3 separate regions of the Homo sapiens genome follow, and all the other regions are linked to region 1. Evidence: chromatin loops called from intact Hi-C (ENCODE). Cell type or tissue: prostate gland. All regions are shown on one strand.

What was found. Hi-C counts contacts between places; a loop is a spot of excess contacts. Peaks named below come from ENCODE experiments on the same cell type or tissue, not always from the same donor. Only the 100,000 strongest peaks of a DNase experiment are listed, where the experiment ranks them.
Region 2: a loop joins it to region 1, with 5 times the contacts of the local background. A loop is called at or near these places in 100 of 110 quality-filtered maps.
Region 3: a loop joins it to region 1, with 6 times the contacts of the local background. A loop is called at or near these places in 91 of 110 quality-filtered maps.

What each region holds. Positions count from the first base shown.
Region 1 is chr4:77,384,571-77,387,070 of GRCh38, reverse strand. No RefSeq gene overlaps it. Among named protein-coding and RNA genes, the nearest start is that of CXCL13, 220 kb to the left of the region's middle. In prostate gland, a CTCF peak has its summit at 1,505 (motif pointing left); a DNase peak (open chromatin) is centred at 1,500.
Region 2 is chr4:77,599,707-77,602,206 of GRCh38, reverse strand. It overlaps a transcript of CXCL13 not described here. Among named protein-coding and RNA genes, the nearest start is that of CXCL13, 4.9 kb to the left of the region's middle. In prostate gland, a CTCF peak has its summit at 1,133; DNase peaks (open chromatin) are centred at 316 and 1,126; H3K27ac peaks cover 1,069 bases.
Region 3 is chr4:77,617,431-77,619,930 of GRCh38, reverse strand. No RefSeq gene overlaps it. Among named protein-coding and RNA genes, the nearest start is that of CXCL13, 13 kb to the right of the region's middle. RefSeq lists a silencer at 1,061-1,160. In prostate gland, CTCF peaks have their summits at 374 and 1,080 (motif pointing right); a DNase peak (open chromatin) is centred at 1,090; H3K27ac peaks cover 1,499 bases.

The sequences.
Region 1 (2,500 bases):
GTTTGTTATGAACCAATGTACTATAGACTTTCTTTGCTATCTCAGGTCACCATCTGTAGTCATTGTTATGTACTGGGAAAGTGTTCTAGGCAAGAGACACTATGCAAACAGAAAACACACAAAAATGACCCTGTGGGTGCTCACCAGCAAATCCAGCTGCACATGAGCGCAAGGAGGATGCTGATGGTCTTCCATGTGCTCTGTGTTCTCACAAGGCCTACACCTTATGCTCACATTGCTTAATTCACTGCACTTTGTCACTGATAGTCACATAAAGGGAAATATTAAGTAAGCCTAGGAAAGCTCATGTTTGCATAAGATTTGTGAGCAATAAAAAATACAGGGTAAAAGCATAGAAGTCTCACTAATCCATACACTTACACCTTCTGAGATGCTGTTTTATGCACACAAGAGAAACGTGCTCACATGATGGATCTAGAATACCAAGGCCAGCCTGCTTTCAACTTTGAGAATCAAACTATTTCCAATGTATTTTTCATCCCTTTATTAGAAGGGCCAAGATACTAAGGCAGGTATATGCTGCTCAAGCACAAGTCCCTCTGAGAAACATGCCATTCTGTGACCATCTACTCAACCAAGGTGCTTATTATTGACCAAAGAGCTGACTCTGCCTCTCTGGATCTTTGCTCTGTTTTAATCTTTCCGCATCTGGTCCCCCACTGAGATCTTTCTCCAACACCTACTCTGGATCATCTGCTTTGAGACAGGTTCCTTTTACCTTCACCCATTTCCCTACCAAGAAGTGCCTCTACCCAGGGCTGTATGCCCAAATTTATTTTTCAAAATGCTATCAAAATTTGACATGGGAACCTTCAGAATGAAGACCCACGGAGAAACAGAAAACTTTCTATTTTCCTGCTTAGGTTTAATGATGTATGAACAGCCATGTAGGACTGTAAATGGTCAGAGATATATGACCTAATGCTAATAGACTGAGTTGGGAAAGCCACCTAGGCCTGTCTAGATTCTTTGTCTCTGGCATTTCTTCCACCTGGGTTGGTGGCAGGACCCCTTGTGGAATGAGGGTCTCATAACCTACTATTAGTCAAGGTAGGTCAGAATTTCTTCATGGCCAGTCCTTACACAGAAAGGCAAGGAGAAAGTGAGCAATCTTTCCAGGTTTTACAGCTGGCCTTGGGGAAGAGGGCTTCTAGTTTCTATGACTTGCCTTGAGGAAGAGGAAGTCTAGTTTCTGTGACCTGTCTTGGAAAGAACAAACAGGAGACAGAAGAACAGAAGGTCAGAGACTGACTGTTTCTGATACTGCTTCTGAGGCCTTCCTATCTCTTTTAGTGCAAAGTACTTATCAGGCCAAGAGGCCACTCACTTGTCCATTCTTTCTTCCCAGAAACATCACTAAGAAGCTGCTCATTTGAGGCCCCAACCCCTCTCCAGGCTTTCTCAGGGATCGTTGGCTCTGAGTATGGATCCTCCTTGAAGTCACTGAATGCGTAAAGTTGTTCTGCTGTGTGAGTGCTGCCCTCTTCTGGCCAACACAGTGAATCAGGTTTCAGAGTTTCTGCCCTGGCAGTTTACCTTTGGGACTTGTCTGATTCTTTCACACCCCACATGCACTTCCAGAAACCCTGGGAGGGATGCACAAGACCACTCATATCTCGTGAAGCATAGAAGTCAGCGAGTCAGTTTCTAGCAGTGTCCTGTGGTCTCAGATACCTCATCCTGGACTCTAAAGCCATCTCCCTCATACAGGAAGTTAAACTCATGATCTGATACACTTTGAGCCATCCAATCAAATAACCACTGAGAGGTCCACAGAAGTGCTGTTTAGCTTTTTAGTACAGACTTGCTTTCACATGGAGACCTCTGTTGAGTGAGTCCCTGATTAAAAAGCAGAAATAAACTCTTGGTTCCCCAAAAAACAAAGTGCCAAGTGCCAAGCAACCTTTACCAAGGTCAAGGCTCTAACTTACACACTTGCCTGCCCCACAATATAAAAGATGATCAATTTAGAAGCAAAATATAGAATGTATAGCTGTGCCACAGAACAGTGATATCCTATTCCATAACCCATAACACCAAATATGGCTCACTAGCACTCCCCCAGAACATGCAGGCATAGCCACTCCCCCAGAACATGCAGGTGACTGCCGTAGTTGGCAGGTCAAGCCCCCCCATCCCCCATCACTCAATTATAGGCCTGTCTATAAACTAGGAATCTTGTGACATAGTTTAACTCTGCATACAAATTGGGGACATTGAGACAAGGGGCTAGAAGGCAAAGCTCTTATACATCCTACAAGCCTGAGTGTGTTTGGACATACCTCTCATAGAGCTTTAAGCCTGGGAACTCTTATTAGGGAACTGGGAAAGATGAGTCTTCATGTTCAACTCAATACAGGGAGTCTTGTGAAACAGATAAAGGTCTAAACTCACAGCAGATTTCAATCCCATCCTAAAGACAAGAACAATGAAAGGAAGTTTCACTTTTTCCAAAGGAAGAGGGCTTGAAGTGAGAAGA
Region 2 (2,500 bases), 220 kb before region 1:
AAAACAGTGAGATGGCATAATTGGACAAAGTATCTGACAATCTAGGTAGTCAACAGGTATTAAACAGAGAGTTAACGGTAGAGTTTCACAGTGATTAAATAAAGTAGTTTGTAGTAAGAGATAGGACAAATGTCACTGTGATACAATTGAGAACATTTTCTTTCATGCCACTCAACTAGAAAACAGAAACTTACTGTATCCTGTTAACACATGTTTTAACCTGCTGAACATCTGACATCTGTTTGCTCCCACATAACTTTCAGCACAATAGAAAAGTATTATAACCTTGGAGGTGAGAGCTCAGGCTCTGAAATCAGACTGGCTCGGTTTGTATCCCGACTCCAACACTTATTTGCCTTGTTAACTTCCCCAGGCCACCAGTATCAGTAACATCATCTCAGGGGATTGTGTAGGTTACATAACAGTGCTTGGAAAGTGTTTTACTCAGTGTTGGGCAAATAGCAAACACTTCAATAACTGTTAGCTGTTTCTTTTTAACCTTTGTGAAAACACAAAAACGTGAAGTACATGAAAAAGTAACTTTGCTTAGTTTGCAAGTGAAGCTCCTGCTGTGAATTAAAATGTCACAGCATTTAGGTTTCCAGTAGGCACATAGGTGATACTTTGAGATTATGACTCCAGAGTTCTCTGGTTAAAGAGCTGTTCTTCTTTGACGCTGATCATCCACACTTTGTTTTTACCTACTCTCCTCACAAGTTACTTGTAGAGGTTTGTTATTTCATACAAATGTACTGAAGTTTTACACAGGGGGTGTTTTATTTTTTTTCATCATTTTCTTTTTATTTTACCATTTTTTAAACAGCTTTATTGAGGAATAATTTATATAAAAAGAACTGCACATATTCAGTGTCTGCAATTGGATGAGTTTGGACAGTGCAAATCCTGTGCATTTTGCCATCATTTTCATCTTGAGCGAGCTGCTTTCAACAGCCTATTTTTTGCCACACCATGATTTCAAGACCTATACCTGCAGAAAAGACATTTTTCAAAGGTAATTAAATTCATATTTCAAGTGTTGTTTAAACCCAACTTAAATGCAGGGAAGCCACCACAAACCTAAAACGTGTGTACCGAAAGCTATTACCTTGTAGGGTGGTGATTCCCCAAGAGACTGCTAGGTGGCAGCATTACTTACAGAAACAGTTTGCGGGAAGGAAAAGGTCTGTCCTCAGGTAAAGAAGACCCTGCCTGTGTGCTGACCAGAAGGGGTGTGTTGCATTATTTCAACATTCAAATCATTTATTTGATTTGACTTATTGCTTTAAAAATATTGTGAGGTTTGAGATTTTTTTGATTAGGCTGAAATATTCATGAAGGAGGGGAGAAAAACCCCTAAAAATCTGAAATAGTCCAACAAATTCTTGCCCAAATCCAACTCCTTATTCCTGAGGTTGCAAAATCAGATTGCATATTGGTCCTCTGGCATGAGATCACATTCGGCCTCAGCAGTGGCTGGGCTTGTACCTTCTGTGATTAGAAAGATTTCTGAGAACAGTGAGGCCACCACATACCAATGTCAAAGTGATCAAGCAATTGTGCTTTTGCTTTTAAAGCATAGTGCATGCAGTGAGCATTAGCAAAATACTCATCTTGTTTCTCCTCTACTGACGCTATAATGTAATCATATGTCATCATATATAATCATATGTCATGTAGATAATAAGTCATCATCTACTTTTCTCATTCGGCATATATTTATGTTATAACCATCAATGAAGACCTGGACATTATAAATAAAAGTCAATAGTTTCATTTTCCAGCAAGAGAACCCTTATGCAATTTTGAAAGTTTTTGGCATATCACTTTGTTCCCTTGATATCAGCTAATCTGCAAACCTCAGGTGCCCCCAAGTAATCTTCTCAGTGTCATATTGCTTTGCTCTTTTCTCTTCTTCATCTAACTAGCTATTCCGCTCCTCTCACTGTGTACTCTCTCCCTAGGGGTGTGTGTCTCTTCCCAGTCCTTCAAGTTTACATGTAAGTCCTCTCACATTGGTATCTATTCAATAGCCTAATTACTGGTCATTTCTTCATAGAGGCCTCCTAGATACTTCTCACTAATCATATTATCCCCAAACTGAACTTAGTGTCCTCAAAACCTGCTCTATCTCCAATATTCCAAGTCTTAGTAAATGGTATCATCATTCACCCAGTTGCTCAAAAATTTGCTTAAAAACCAGGGAAGTTATCTTGAACTCCTTCATCGCCTTTAATCCCCATATCTATTTGGTCTCTAAGAGCTGGCACTTGTATATCTTAAAATAGCCTGACTTTCTCCACTTTCCTCCCGTTTCACTGCTAGAAACTATTCCCAGCCACCATTGTCCAACTACTTCAATAGCTTGCTAACTGCTCTTTTCCCATCCCCAATCCCAATCCACTTTCCACACTGCAGCCAGAACCATCTTCTCAAAACACAAAGCTGTTTGTGTCTTTGCTGTGCTGCAAAGGCTTCCCACTATCCCCTGTGTGGAGAAGTC
Region 3 (2,500 bases), 230 kb before region 1:
TGTGATAAAGTACTTTAGAAATGTCAATTTTATTACTGAATAATGGGTCTCAGCATGACTGAACTCTTGGCAATTATTTTACATCTAATTTGGGATGATGCATAAAAGAAAATCGAGCACAGATTACTTTAGCTTGGCACCTGGCAGCTGATAATGAACTGGTATAGATTGTCTTGCTCAGAACAATAAAGTCTCTATCTGCTGCTAGTTTCAGCTGACATTGGGCTGGTAGCCACATTTCTTCTATTCCTCTCTTTGGTCTGTTCTGGAGGTCATATGATAAGCTGTGTTTGCTGGTTTTAGGTTTCATCTTCCTGGGTCAGTTCTAGGGTACACTGCATTACCATGTTTGATGTTTCCACATTACACCATTCACCACTGGATGCCAGCAGAGCACTGCGGCTTGAAGTCAAAGGGTTGGACATGACCATTTCTAGAAGGCCAGTGGAATGGCATCAGAAATTGAACAATCCTAATTTCCTGGCATTTATGAATCCCAGTAATGACCCCAAGTTAGCTGATTTGAAAATGAGTTTATTCTTAGTTCCATAAGGGCTAGATGTTATTTTCATCTGAACATTTAGAATAATGAGATTCAGAGAATTGAATATGTTAGTGAATCATAGCAGAACCAAATTTTGATTCAAAATCTTCTAACTTCTACTTCTTTTCCTTCTCCTTAGCTTGGGGGAAGACCTAACTTGAAGAATGAGGGCTTACCTGTGAAAATTGATTGTATATTGTCTTTTGGCAGTGAGGAGGTAGGGAGAAATGTAAAAGACAAAATATAAGGGAAAAAAGCTTCTCAGTGTTAGTTGCATATAAATCACTGTTTCTTGTTGAAATGTAGGTTCTGATTCCGATTCTCCAATGTTGCTGGTTGGGAGGCCGTACTTTAAGAGTGAAGACCGTGGAGTCCCGAGTCTGGGCACCGATAGAAAAGAATCACCTGATTTCCTTGTCCGCAATCCCTGGGAGACACTCTTCAGGGTCTGACTGAATGGAAAAGGAAGCAGGGAATCCGGTCCAACGTTAATGTCACCGCCCTCACTGCCCTCTTCAATTTGAACATGGTATTTCTGGCAGTAGCCACCAGAGGGTGCTAAAGAACCTCCTTGAAACGGCTGCAGAGCCCTGTGAGGTTACCAGACTGTTTCCACAAGACCTGTCCTGGGCTGGTCTTGGGGTTTGTGGGGAGGACAGTTTGTTCAGGAGTGGATGAGGAACAGAAGGGCCCCGAGACCACAGGTTGTGTCAGAGACAGAGCTGAGGCCCTCGCTGGGACTACCACTCAGAGATAAGCACAAGAATCAGGCCAAGGAGGCATCATTTGGGATCCTCATTCCTCTTGCCCCCCTTTGAGGGCAAAGGGTGTTAGTATACTTAAGGATGTTGTCCACTTAATAGAGAGAAAGGGCTAGATCAGGGATTTTCCCCTGGGGCTTCCAGCCCCACTCAAGTTAAGGGATATATTGAGATATTTATTTGATCTTTAGATTTCAAAGGGAGAGGCTGTTATCCAGATTTAAAAAAAAAATGCTTGAAAATAAAATTGATTGCCTGCCATAAGATAAGCAATTTTTTCAATAGTAGAATATGTGATAAAAATACACATCTTTAGCCTTCATTAACTTTTATTAAAAATTATAACAATTCATATTTGGCATAGCCATCAGTTGTACATGTAAAGTAATAAATGAGATCATGGTATTTGGAGTCGGTCTGTGGGATTCAAATATCAGAACTGACATTCATTAGCTGGGTGATACTGGGCAAATTCATTTACCTCTCTGAACCTTAGTTTCCTCATCTAACCTCTTCTGAATGGATTTGGCCAATGATGGGAGTCAGGGGGATGGAAAGCATGAATAGGAAATTGTAAGGTGGGAGGATGTAGAGGTAGAGACACTTATTTCCTCCAAGCCCTGTTCACACTCAGTTCTGTTCATGGCTGATGACTTGCTCGATTTGATAATGAATTTAATAATGTCAGCACTCTCGGATGCACAATAGTAGTTATAAAAATGTGGTTAGGTCCTACTCTCTCCTAGATAATATGGTAAAAAAATTATTTCCGGCCGGGCGCGGTGGCTCACGCCTGTAATCCCAACACTTTGGGAGGCCTGGGCGAGTGGATCACGAGGTCAGGAGATCAAGACCATCCTGGCTAACACGGTGAAATCCCGTCTCTACAAAAAAATACAAAAAAATTAGCCGGCCGTGGTGGCGGGCGCCTGTAGTCCCAGCTACTCAGGAGGCTGAGGCAGGAGAATGGCGTGAACCTGGGAGGCGGAGCTTGCAGTGAGCCGAGATCGCGCCACTGCACTCCAGCCTGGGCGACAGAGAGAGACTCCGTATCAAAAAAAAAAAAAAAAAAAAAAAAAAAAAAAAATCCTAAATATTCCAAACAACTTACATGCTGTTACAGTGTTTAAGCTATTTAATCAGTCCAGATGAGACTTGATGGCATCTTGGCCGATGACTCATTCAATGACTATGG